Linked DNA regions of Homo sapiens: all the other regions are linked to region 2. The links are chromatin contacts, found by Hi-C or POLR2A ChIA-PET in ENCODE. All regions are on one chromosome and are shown on one strand. The core of a region is the stretch at or near the end of the contact, and the rest is flanking DNA. Distances in the headings are between cores, read along the strand shown. Region 1 holds the start of RPL26 (ribosomal protein L26). Region 2 holds the start of POLR2A (RNA polymerase II subunit A). Region 3 holds the start of BORCS6 (BLOC-1 related complex subunit 6).

Evidence for each region. Hi-C counts contacts between places; a loop is a spot of excess contacts on that map. ChIA-PET counts read pairs that join two places held with the same protein, here RNA polymerase II (POLR2A). Pooled maps may share reads with other maps.
Region 1: a pooled map shows a loop between it and region 2 (8-fold over the local background). The contact joins the promoter of RPL26 here to the promoter of POLR2A in region 2. A Hi-C loop is called at or near these places in 6 of 50 pooled maps. POLR2A ChIA-PET finds 5 or more read pairs at or near these places in 2 of 52 experiments (GM10248 and activated naive CD4-positive, alpha-beta T cell).
Region 3: a loop to region 2 is called in a pooled map, with 13 times the contacts of the local background. The contact joins the promoter of BORCS6 here to the promoter of POLR2A in region 2. A Hi-C loop is called at or near these places in 10 of 50 pooled maps. POLR2A ChIA-PET finds 5 or more read pairs at or near these places in 3 of 52 experiments (A549, K562 and MCF 10A).

Annotation. Positions count from the first base shown.
Region 1 is chr17:8,381,749-8,385,426 of GRCh38, forward strand. RPL26 (ribosomal protein L26) reads right to left here and starts at 1,445. Exons shown (of 4, transcript NM_000987.5): 1 at 1,409-1,445; 2 at 395-567. The coding sequence starts at 562. RefSeq lists enhancers at 903-1,620, 1,200-1,369, 1,621-2,338 and a silencer at 1,770-2,039.
Region 2 is chr17:7,482,548-7,486,329 of GRCh38, forward strand. It overlaps POLR2A (RNA polymerase II subunit A), which reads left to right and starts at 1,819. Exons shown (of 30, transcript NM_000937.5): 1 at 1,819-2,310. The coding sequence starts at 2,218. It overlaps SLC35G6 (solute carrier family 35 member G6), which reads left to right. Exons shown (of 2, transcript NM_001102614.2): 2 at 1-949. The coding sequence ends at 454. It also overlaps a transcript of ZBTB4 not described here. RefSeq lists enhancers at 758-1,027, 1,031-2,025, 1,118-1,167, 1,258-1,327, 2,026-3,019 and a silencer at 2,138-2,457.
Region 3 is chr17:8,188,005-8,191,715 of GRCh38, forward strand. BORCS6 (BLOC-1 related complex subunit 6) reads right to left here and starts at 2,176. Exons shown (of 1, transcript NM_017622.3): 1 at 341-2,176. The coding sequence starts at 2,136. The coding sequence ends at 1,063. It overlaps LOC124903913 (a long non-coding RNA gene), which reads right to left. Exons shown (of 2, transcript XR_007065604.1): 2 at 3,271-3,711. RefSeq lists enhancers at 155-204, 1,343-1,989, 1,968-2,247, 1,990-2,635 and silencers at 1,428-1,477, 1,548-1,607, 1,808-1,857.

The sequences.
Region 1 (3,678 bases), core at 195-2,694, 900 kb after region 2:
GAAACCCCGCCTCTACTAAAAACACAAAAATTAGCCGAGCCGTGGTGGCGGGCGCTTGTAATCCCAGCTACTCGGGAGGCTGAGGCAGGAGAATCGCCTGAACCCGGGAGGCGAAGGTTGCAGTGAGCTGAGATGGCACCACTGCACTCCAGCCTGGGGGGGACAAGAGCGAGACTTCATCTCAAAAAAAAAAAAAAAAAAGATTTTCACCAAATAATACAATTAAAAACTGAAAAGCAGCTTACTTACTGTTTTTTGGTCCCTGGCTCAACTCATCTTGCCACTCTTTGGGAGCAAGAGTCTCAGAAGCATCTTTCTCAGGAATGCAATCTCTCTTCTAAGCTAAGTGCGTAAAATATCCATCAAGACAACGAGAACAAGTAGGGATACACACCTGAACTTCATCATCCTTTCGGATGGGCATGGATCGCACGTTGTACTTCTGTCTCAGCTCTTTGGAAAGAGGGGAAGACATAATCTTCCTTCGAATGTGGGAAGGTGCATTGAAATGCCTTTTGCGATTCTTGCTTCGGTCGGAAGTCACAAAGGGATTAAACTTCATTTTGGCTAAATAAAAAGTTAAAAAGACTCTTAAATGACCAAAATCTCATCCAGCTTCCAAACAAATAACCGCAATGATTTTATCTTGATAGTCTAGAATGATCATAGGCAGTGTCATGTTGTGCAACTTCAACAAAAACTGTTTGATCGGAAGGGCCTATCAACCGAAGCTCGAAACTTTTTATTTTTTGTTTTATTCGGGTGTTTTCTGTATATGTTTACGGACTAAAGACTTTTGCATCAAAAACACTTGTCCTAGTTATAAGACCTTTTAGTTACACTCTCCCAACTCCTCAAGTAGTGCCTGAGGAAATCAAGACTGGACTTACATCTCTGCTGAGCAGACCGACAACGCAATTCTCTTAACTATAACCTCACGTTTTAGAAGGTACAATCAACGTTCATCTTCTACAGGCTTAAGAGTGAATACGTATAGCCCCGCCAAAATGAATAAGGCCCACCAACCCGAACCTGGAAAAGCCTGCACACGTCTCGGGTCCTAAAAGCCTCCCAGTGGGCAAGTGTGGTCTGGAAATTCCGTGAAGACTTTACCGAGAAGTTACTTCGAGACCATTCTCTAGGAAACGACACTACCCAGACTCCAGTCTATTTCCACAGGCTCCCTTCCCTCAGCTCGTTTTCGAGTTCCCAAATCCCCGGTCCCTCCATCCATCTCCGGCCCGGCGGCCCTTGATTTAAGAAAGCAACAGATAAAAAACCATCCCAGTCTCTCCTTCCTGGCTGCTACTCGGCCGACAAGAGACTCTCGGGGTCCCCGCGGTCGGAAGCCACCATGCCCAAGAACGGATGGCTGCTGATTACACCCGCTTGCCCGCCGAATCCTTACCCGCTCCCGCTTCGGTGATGGCCGCAAAAGGGAAGAGAACTACACGCTGCTTCCGGTTCTGTAAGTTTACCAAAGATCTCGCGAGACCTATGTCTCTCGGAGCGAGAGGGGCGCGGAGTTTGAGCGAGGGGAGTAAACTGGGAAATAAATTTATGGCTAGTGTCACCTAGTGGCTAGGAGGGGAACTGCGAGGGATTGCAAAACTCCCCTCCTCCAGGTCCTAGTGTCTCCCTTCCGAGACCCGGGTGCTGCCGCTGAATCCTCTGGGAAGGGTAGTCCCGGGGCTATTGGCTAAGGCTGCTCAGGGTCCAACTGCCCCTGGGGGTGATGAAGGAACGAGCGGCCCCAGGAGACCGCCCAGGAGACCCGCTGGTACCTTCACTCCCAGGTGCCGGGGCGGGGGCCGGCACCCCTTAGCCGGGGAAGCGCAGGCCCTGCTTCTGGCCGCCAGGAGGCGCGGGGACGCCGGCCGGCCGGTCGCCTGGGTCCCTGCACTCACCGTCCCCTCCCGCCCGTGGCGTGGGCGCGGCCAGCGTGCCGGTACTTTAACGAGCTCCACCGCGACGCCGGCCACCGCCCCTGCACCTGGGCGTCTGCTGACCGCACAGCAGGGCCCGCCAGAGATTCAGTTCTGGGTGGTGAGGGGCCTTGCGAGGACCAGGGCCACCGATCGCCGCCTGCCCCCGCGGAAATAGGTCCAAGGCCGCGTTTCCAAGGCGCCCCCAGTGCTGTGGGAGGTGCTGGTCCAGACCACGCTTCGAAGGAGCCAGGCGAGAGGAAGCCTCTCGGTGCGGGGAGCTGCGCGGGTTTCTAAATGCTCGGCCTGTTTGCGTCCAGTTCAGGACCAGACGGAAGCCGTGCGCTCCCTGCAAATGGTTTCTTTTCTTCTTCTTCGTGTGTGTGTGTGTGTGTGTGTGTGTGTGTGTGTGTGTGTGTGTGTGTGTGTGTGTGTGTGTGTGTCTTTTTCTTCTTTTTGAGACAGTTTCGCTCTTGTTGCTCAGGCTGGAGCGCACTGGCACGATCTCCACTCACTGCAACCTCCGCCTCCCGGGTTCTCCTGCCTCAGCCTCCTGAGTAGCTGGGATTACAGGCGCCCGCCACCACGCCCGGCTAATTTTTGTAGTTTTAGTAGAGACGAGGGTTCACCATGTTGGCCAGGCTGGTCTCGAACTCCCGACCTCAGGCAATCCGCCCGCCTCAGCCTCCCAAAGTGCTGGGATTACAGGCGTGAGCCACCGCGCCCGGCCCCTGCAAATGGTTTCTGAGGCAGCGGCAGTGCAGCAGGCACCGGCGCTGAACGGCTTCTGCTGAATGAATGACACGGGTGTCACAGTGACAGAGGACAGGCGTTTCACAAGAATACCGAAGACGTAGTGAGCCTTCTGAGTGTGGGGACGCTCTTCTCTACACTTTACATCATGAATTCTTTTAATCCACAAAATGGCTCTGTTGTTGCTGGTATTATTGTCCCCATTTTACAGATTGGGCAACTCAGCCACAGAGAAATGAGAGGAACTTGGTGCAAGGTTATACAGGACCCATAAGTCACAGCAGAACCCGTGCAGGCTGGCTCCCCGGCCTCTTCTGGGAACTGTATATGGCCCCAATTTGTGGGAACCTCATAGTCAGGACTGCCCAGAGGATGGTCAGCAACGAACATGCGTTTTCATGATTTAAAAATAGTTGTGTTCTTAAATATGCTGTGAAGGAAGTAGCCCTAGATTTTATTCATCACTGAAAAATTCAGCAAGAATTCCTCTGCTGCGACTCTTTTCAACAAATATTTATGAGGCTTCTTTCCTGGGCCAGCCCTGAAACTAGACACTGGCGATGCAAAATAGGTCAAAGTTTGTGCCTTCAGGAAGTTTACTGTCTACAAGAAAAGATAGACAAGGGAATCAACAGCCACGAGACCACAGGAAAAGTGCTCGCTGAGCCAGCTGCCCTTGCTGTCTCTGTGATTCAGGAGCAGAAGGGAGCTCTGGGGTCAGGGAAGACTTCTGAGGTGAGGTCAGCATTGACTGGAATTGGAAGAATGTTAGCATTCGCTCCACAAGGCAGTAGGAATTGCTTGAAGGAAGGCTTGGAGGTGTGAAGCAGCGTGACTCGTGTTTTCCAGGAACCAGGTCCTTGCCGCTGAAGAGAGGCATTTAGACGGGAGCCCAGGGGCTCTAGGGCTGAGCTGAGTGTGATTTGGGTCTGGAAGTCCTAGGGAGCTGCCGAAGGTGCCTGCCTTCCTTCCTTGCCTTGCCTTTCTGGCCTTCACGTTG
Region 2 (3,782 bases), core at 569-3,068:
CACCGCCCTGGGCTATGGGCAGGCTTTCGTGGGAGGACTGGCGCTGTCCCTGGGGCTTCTGGTCTATCGTTCTCTGCACTTTCCCTCCTGCCTCCCAACAGTGGCCTTCCTATCTGGCTTGGTGGGGCTGCTGGGCTCTGTGCCAGGCCTCTTTGTGCTGCAGCCCCCCGTGTTGCCCAGTGATCTCCCGAGTTGGAGTTGTGTGGGGGCAGTGGGGATCCTCGCCTTGGTCTCCTTCACATGTGTGAGCTATGCGGTCACCAAGGCCCACCCTGCCCTGGTGTGCGCTGTCCTGCATTCCGAGGTGGTGGTGGCCCTTATACTGCAGTATTATATGCTCCATGAGACTGTGGCACCTTCTGACATCGTGGGGGCAGGGGTTGTGCTGGGCAGCATTGCCATCATCACAGCCTGGAACCTCAGCTGTGAGAGGGAAGGGAAGGTGGAGGAGTGAGATAGAACTTGGGAGCCCGGGGGTTGGGAGGGACAGGGATAAATAGAGGCAAAGACTGAAGACAAACATGGGAGGAGAAGTGACTGGAAAAGAACTGGTGTGGGAGAGGGATACCTCTCAGAGTCAAGGGTGACTTGGGGACTTGGTGGAGAGGGACTACCTGGAAGACCTGGGGCCAGCCTGGGACCAAGGGATGTGGAGACCAGGCTGGGTCCTGGAATCAGGGCATAACTAAGGGGTAAAGTCTGAGGAGCAGATCCAAACGGCTGAGGCAGGGAGGCCGTGGGCCACGGGGAGGACTTCACTCAGCAGCAAAGAGAAGAGCATTGGGGCTGGAGTGTTCCGGCAAAGACAGAGCCAGCAGCTGCGGTGGGGGAGGGGAGCGTGCCTCCCCACCCCTCCCCTCACGGCAAAGGTTTCCTTTCCTCGTGCTTGTGCCCCCCCCTTGGGGTGGTGACGTGACATTGACATCAAACAAGGATTACTCTGAATGTGGCTTGCAGTGGTGTCGTCTCTGCTTTGGAGGGAGAGTGGAAAGTCCTACGACCGTTCTCATTGGAGAACCCCTTGGGATCCCCGCCCCCCATTTTATTCCTGAAATATTCTACAAAGTGGAGGATTTCCTAATGTTCAGATGCCTTGACCCCAAATCCCCCAGGACTTTCGTGGCCCGCCCCATGGCTAATCTGCTTTTCTCGGATTGTCGCGGTCCCGTGATCTCTCCCGGACAGTGGCCACCCTCCTTCCAGAGCAGGCCTCCCAGCTGAAGTCTCTTCGAGAGGCTCAGGCCATGGATCTAGGATCATGGCTCGGTACAGCGCGGCATTACAGGCCAGGAGATGCCCACCCGTCTCCGGGGGCCGTTTGACAAACATCGGCTACTTCCGGACAAGCCACTGGTCCTGCCATCTTGGTTTGTTCATGCATATTCAGCAAGAGAACTGCATATTCATGAGCAACCGCCCTTCCCCGGGAGGACCCGCCCCGCCCCGCCGCCATTACCGATTCGCAGAGCAGACCATTTTCCAGCTGGGGGGGGCTACGAATGAGAGGCTTTTGCTGAAGATGAAACCGTTGTCCAAACTAGAATGAAAGCGGCCCAATTTTACCCTCGAGTCTTCAAACCTTAAGCCTCAGTGCAAAAGGGAGCAGCGAGGAGAGGCGGTGGGATTAAAGAAAAAAATTCTTCTCTCCCTGTCACTTCAAAAGGTCGCCCAACCAGCGAGCGGGGGGTTTACCCACGACTCTGGCTCGCACCCCTTGCGGGCCTGCGCAGGCGGCCCCGTAGCGCAAGGGAGGGCGGGAAAGGAAGGGGCGGGGACGCGAGGGCGAATCTATAAGAAGCGTCGTTCAGCGAGTTCGCTGCTCAGAAGCGCCGAGAGCGCGGCCGGGACGGTTGGAGAAGAAGGCGGCTCCCGGAAGGGGGAGAGACAAACTGCCGTAACCTCTGCCGTTCAGGAACCCGGTTACTTATTTATTCGTTACCCTTTTTCTTCTTCCTCCCCCAAAAACCTTTTCCTTTTCCCTTCTTTTTTTTTCCTTTTTGGGAGCTGAAAAATTTCCGGTAAGGGAAAGAAGGGCTCCTTTCGCTCCTTATTTCCCCGCCTCCTTCCCTCCCCCACCTTCCCCTCCTCCGGCTTTTTCCTCCCAACTCGGGGAGGTCCTTCCCGGTGGCCGCCCTGACGAGGTCTGAGCACCTAGGCGGAGGCGGCGCAGGCTTTTTGTAGTGAGGTTTGCGCCTGCGCAGCGCGCCTGCCTCCGCCATGCACGGGGGTGGCCCCCCCTCGGGGGACAGCGCATGCCCGCTGCGCACCATCAAGAGAGTCCAGTTCGGAGTCCTGAGTCCGGATGAACTGGTAAGCGGCTCTGTCCTCCCCTTCCCCCCTCCTCCCCTGGCGGGCGGGGCCGGACGGGGGCTGCGGAAACTTGGCGCTTTCTCGCTGCTTATGGGTGACGGGCCAGGAGCATGGCTCAGCAGCGCCAAGGCCGTGTAGGCGCCAGTCTCGGGCCTCCCAGAGTTATATTTTGCAAAGAGTTGAGCAGGCGTAGCGCTTTGTCCGAGATGGGGGGCTGGCTGGAGGGTGAGAAGGAGGGAGAGAAGGATGACTGATTTCACACTCCAGAGTTACCGACGTTAAAGGCGATCCGACGAATCCTAGGGAGTCTTTACAAGTTTGGTTAAGAAGCCAAACCCGGGTAGCTTCCTCCTCTTCTGTAATACAAATGTTAACTGAGCACCTGCTCTGTTGAAGACACAGGAGACTCGGGTTACAGAGGTGAACACGACAGACCAGGACCCTACCTTCAAGAGCACTGTCTGTGGGAAAGGGCAAGCAGTAAACATGAATACAATGAATGAATGAGATAATTCAGTTAATGGCATTTGTCTCGAATAGAGTGAAAAGGGGTAATCCCATGGAGAGTCACTGAGCTGGGGCTACTTTATTTTTTTATTTTTATTTTATTTTATTTTTTGAGACGGAGTCTTGCTCTGTCGCCCAGGCTGGAGTGCAATGGCACGATCTCGGCTCACTGCAATCTCCGCCTCCCGGGTTCAAGCGATTCTCCTGCCTTAGCCTCCTGAGTAGCTGGGATTACAGGCATGCGCCACCATGCCCCGCTAATTTTTGTATTTTTAGTAGAGGAGGGGTTTTGCCATGTTGGCCAGGCTGGTCTCGAACGCCTGCCCTGAGGTGATTCTCCCCCGTCTTTTTTTTTTTTTTTTTTTTTTTGAGACGGAGTTTCGCTCTTATTCCCCAGGCCAGAGTGCAATGGCTGAACTCCTGACTTCAGGTGATCCACCCGCCTCGGCCTCTCAAAGTGCTGGGATTACAGGCGTGAGCTACCGCGCCCGTCGAGGTGGGGCTACTTTAGATGGGATGGCGTCAGGGTCTGGGAAGGCCTATCTTAGAAGACATTACCCAAATGATGAGAGGCAGCCAGTCGTCGAAGCCATAGTTTGGATGGCGAGAGCTTTTCCGGCAGAGGAAATAGCAAGTGCAAAGGGCCTGAGGGAGAAATGAACTTGGGCTTGTCCTACAGGGTGAAAGGCGGCCGGTGTGGCTGAGGTTTAGTGGATGAGAGAAGAGTGTTACAGAAATAGGCTGGAGAAGCATGGGATATTGTATATTATGGTAAGGAGTCAGGACTTAATTCCATTTTCAGTAGGTAGTCGTTGACAATTATAAACAGAGTGACAGCACATTTGAAAAAACTACTGCTGTAGTTGCTCTATGAAGAACTGATGCGAGAGGAGGAGAGACCAGAGAGAGGAGGGCAGCCCTAGGGGAGAGCTATTGGTGACTTGGACTTTTTCCCTTGTGGCGCT
Region 3 (3,711 bases), core at 926-3,425, 710 kb after region 2:
CCCAGAGGTAAGATGTCCGTCCAATCCACCCAGCCCCTGCCTATTCATGAGGACCTGAGAAGACAATTTCTTCCCCTTCTCTTCTAGAGCATCTTTTTTACGTTTCTGTGGTTACCGGATCTCTGGGCCCCTGTGAGTGATTATCTGTGTCCTCACATTTCCCCTCAGACCAGATGCTTAAGAGCAAGAACCATATCTTTCCCCACGGAGCCTGAGACATCTCCACCCCCACCCCACTCCCAGCACCAGCCCCAAGGGAGCTGCGTGAACAACACCGACCCTCATTCCCATTCCTTTGGCTTATTAATCACTGCAACCCCACACAGACTCAGCCTCAGCCTTCGCAGCAGCAGCACTTTAATTCCACAAAAACTCAGAAAGCCAAAACTGATTAGAACACTCCACAACAGGTGAGCTTCAAAACCAGCAACATTCTACCTGAACCCTGAGAGCAGTGAGACGCCTCCCACCTCACCCCCTCCGCCGTGCAACCCATTCCTCCTAGCTGCACGCCGGTTCTGGCTGGGGAAGTGGTATGGTAGAGGGCCAGAGGGCAGAAGCAGAAGGCTCTCCATCAGCAGGGGTGCATCTTTGCCTGCGGGGTGTTTGGCCAAGGACGGCACAAGCTCCCACAGCCCCTGGCACCTGAGATGTGGCCACTGGAGTCAGGATAGCCACAGTGGGGGCTGGGGCTTCCTCTGTCCCTTTCTCCTGATTACATGTGGGAGTCACGTCCTCACCTTCAAGCAGACCTAAAGCCCCGTGTTCCCAGGGCTGGTGCTCTAGCTAGGGAGGAGAGTTGGGAAGAACAGGGTAGCTACAGATGGCCAACTGAATACAAGCAGAGCAACATCCCTTCCCACCAGGAGAGCCGTTAGAACTTCCCCACATACACCAGCCTAAGGCCCAGCGAGTGGGCACGGGCCAGCTGAACGCATCTGGAAGAGCCTCCAACACACAGGCCTCCCCTCAGTGGGCACTTCCCACCAGGACTCCCTGAAGAGTCCTTAGGGTCCTGCTGGGCCCTGCCCTGGCCAGGACCGGCCTCTCCTGTCCTCCTGGTCACTTGCACAGGGCCTCCAACACCTCCAGAGTACGTCGGATATCCCGGACTTGGCGCGCCAGCCCCTGAACCGGCTGCAGAGCCCGCTCCAGCTCCTCGCAGCGCGCCAGCAGGGTGTACATGCCCTTGATGCTCATGTCCACGGCTTCACCTAAGGAGTCCACAGCATCGCGGTAGGTCTGGATGCAACCCACGCTCAGCGCCGTCAGCTCCTGCACCGCGCCACCCAGACCGCGAAGCAGACGGTCCACCCGGCCTCCCAGCTCCCGACTCAACCGCTCCAGATCCCGCAGCACCTCGGGGTCGATTGGGGGAATGGCCGGTGTGGGTGTGGGTGCAGGCGCTGGGCAGGGCCGCGCAGGGGCAGAAGGCGGGGGTGGAGGCGCGCCGCTCAGACGGATCTTGAGTTGCAGGTTGTTGGCGACAAAGTGGGTAAGGTCGCCGTGGCGGCTCACTGTGCCTTCGAGCTCCAGGGGACTGGAGATGGTGGCGCGGCGTCCGCCGCCCGCGCCGGACTCGGCACTCCCTGAGGACCCGGCGCCACCGCACGCCTCGCTCAGCCCGTCCAGGCTGCGGCTGTCCTGAAGACGGCTGGAGAACGAGCGGCCGGCTCTGCTGCCCGCGGCCGCCTCCTCGTCGTTGTCTTCCTCCTCCTGCTGCTCAACATCCATCCCGCCGCCTGGTCCCCCTCGACGGCAGTCCCTCCCGGAGGAGGGCTTGCCCTCGGGCGGCGCCGGGTTCTTGTGCCGGGAGGACAGGGAAGGTTCGTGCTCTGCACCCGGCGCCCCCCTGCGGCTCCCGGCCCCAGACAGCGTCCCTTGAGGGCCGGGCTCGTTCTCCAGAGCCTCCCGTTCCGGCCGGTGGACGACGCCGCAGCTTGACGTCTTCGGGGACGTCCTGGGGTGGCGGTTCGCGCCCCCAACGTTCTCGGTCTCTTCCTCCCCGGACACCCGGAGGCCTGCGGGCGGCTCAGAGGACGTTCGGCCCGGCCCGCCGCCAAAGACTAGGGCCTGATGTTCCGCTACAGCCAGAAGGTCCGTCTCGGGCCCGGGCCGCCCCCGAGACGACTCCATACTGCAGGTGGGGGCCGCAACGGAGGAATTGGTTCGCCCCGGCTCCGGAGGCAGTGGCTGCGCCTTTAAGGGGCGTTGGTAGAGGCGAGCCGATTGGCAGCGGCTGACAATGGTAAGGACAGGAAAAGCATTTTGATTGGTCGCGGCGACCAGGAAGTCCCGGAAGAAGAGCTGTTACTGCACAGCGGAACACACGTGAACGCCGGCAGGGTGGAGAGAAGGAGGTGACAGCTGCTCCCGTCGCCCCGCCCTTTCTGAAAGCTGATGGGGCAGATCTTAAAGACCAAGGTCCTCAAATTCCTGAGTCCCGAGGGGTGGGGCTCAGATCCTTTCTGCCTGTAATTGTACCCCCCCCAACAGTGATTGCTTAGCAAAAATACCAAGTGGGGAGCCCACTTGGGGTTCCTAGAGAGGTTCTTAGGATGAAAATGGCATATCCTTCTTGGACCATCAGGGTTGAACCTAGTTGACTAAAAAGAAGGAAACCAGAAGTCCAGCATGAGCATGAATGGTTTGCTCTATCTTTCTTGGTTAAGAGACCTAACCACTGAACTGCTCAGAGCGACCCACTGTGGTCAAGGCAGCGGCCTCTGGGCTTTCCTATGCGTTTGTCACTCTTGTTCTGTGTCTCTTGCCCCTTTCACACTGAGGGGTCTCGCCCCTTGGAGGATGGCGTGTGATTTTGCCACGAGGTAAAATATTCAACAAATGAAATGATCACAAATTTTGATATGTGCTATACAGGAAATAAAGTGTTATGATTGAGAATATAACTGAGCAGGCACTAGTTTAGGTAAGGGGTCAGGAAAATACCTCTTTGGTGAGACTTTTAACTAAAAAGAACCAAAAAGACGCAGCCACCCCCCAGGCAGAGAGAAGAAAACTTGAGCTACCTCTCAGAGACAAAGAAGTCTTGACGTATTCAAGAAACTGAGGTGAGGGGGCAGGAGACATTGGGACTAAAACAAAATCAGCAAGATAAGGGGAAGGATTTCGAGCCAAGGAGCTGAACAGGCAGCAGGGGCCACGTCATGCAGGGGGCCTTGTAGTTCCTGTTAGGGAATGGAGATTTCCTCTAAATGCAATGGTGCAGCGACATTGGAAAGGTTGTACATTGCAACACATAGCCAAAGCTTGGAGACATCAGTATTTTTATTTATTTATTTATTTATTTATTTATTTATTTATTTATGTATTTAGAGACAGAGTCCCACTCCGTCACCCAGGCTGGAGTGCAGTGGCGCGATCTCGGCTCACTGCAACCTCCGCCTCCTGGGTTCACGCGATTCTCCTAACTCAGTCTCCCGGGTAGCTGGGATTACAAGCGCCCGCCACCACGCCCGGCTAATTTTGTATTTTTAGTAGAGATGGGGTTTCACCATGTTGGCCAGGCTGGTCTTGAACTACTGGCCTCAAGTGATCCACCCGCCTCGGCCTCCCAAAGTGCTAGCATGACAGGCGTGAGCCACCGTGCCCGGCCAGACATCAGTATTTAATAAAAACAGTTTGCTAACTCTCCTTAGCTGACAAAGGATGTGGTTGTTTTTTCCATTTGGATAGAGAGATGTCTTGAGG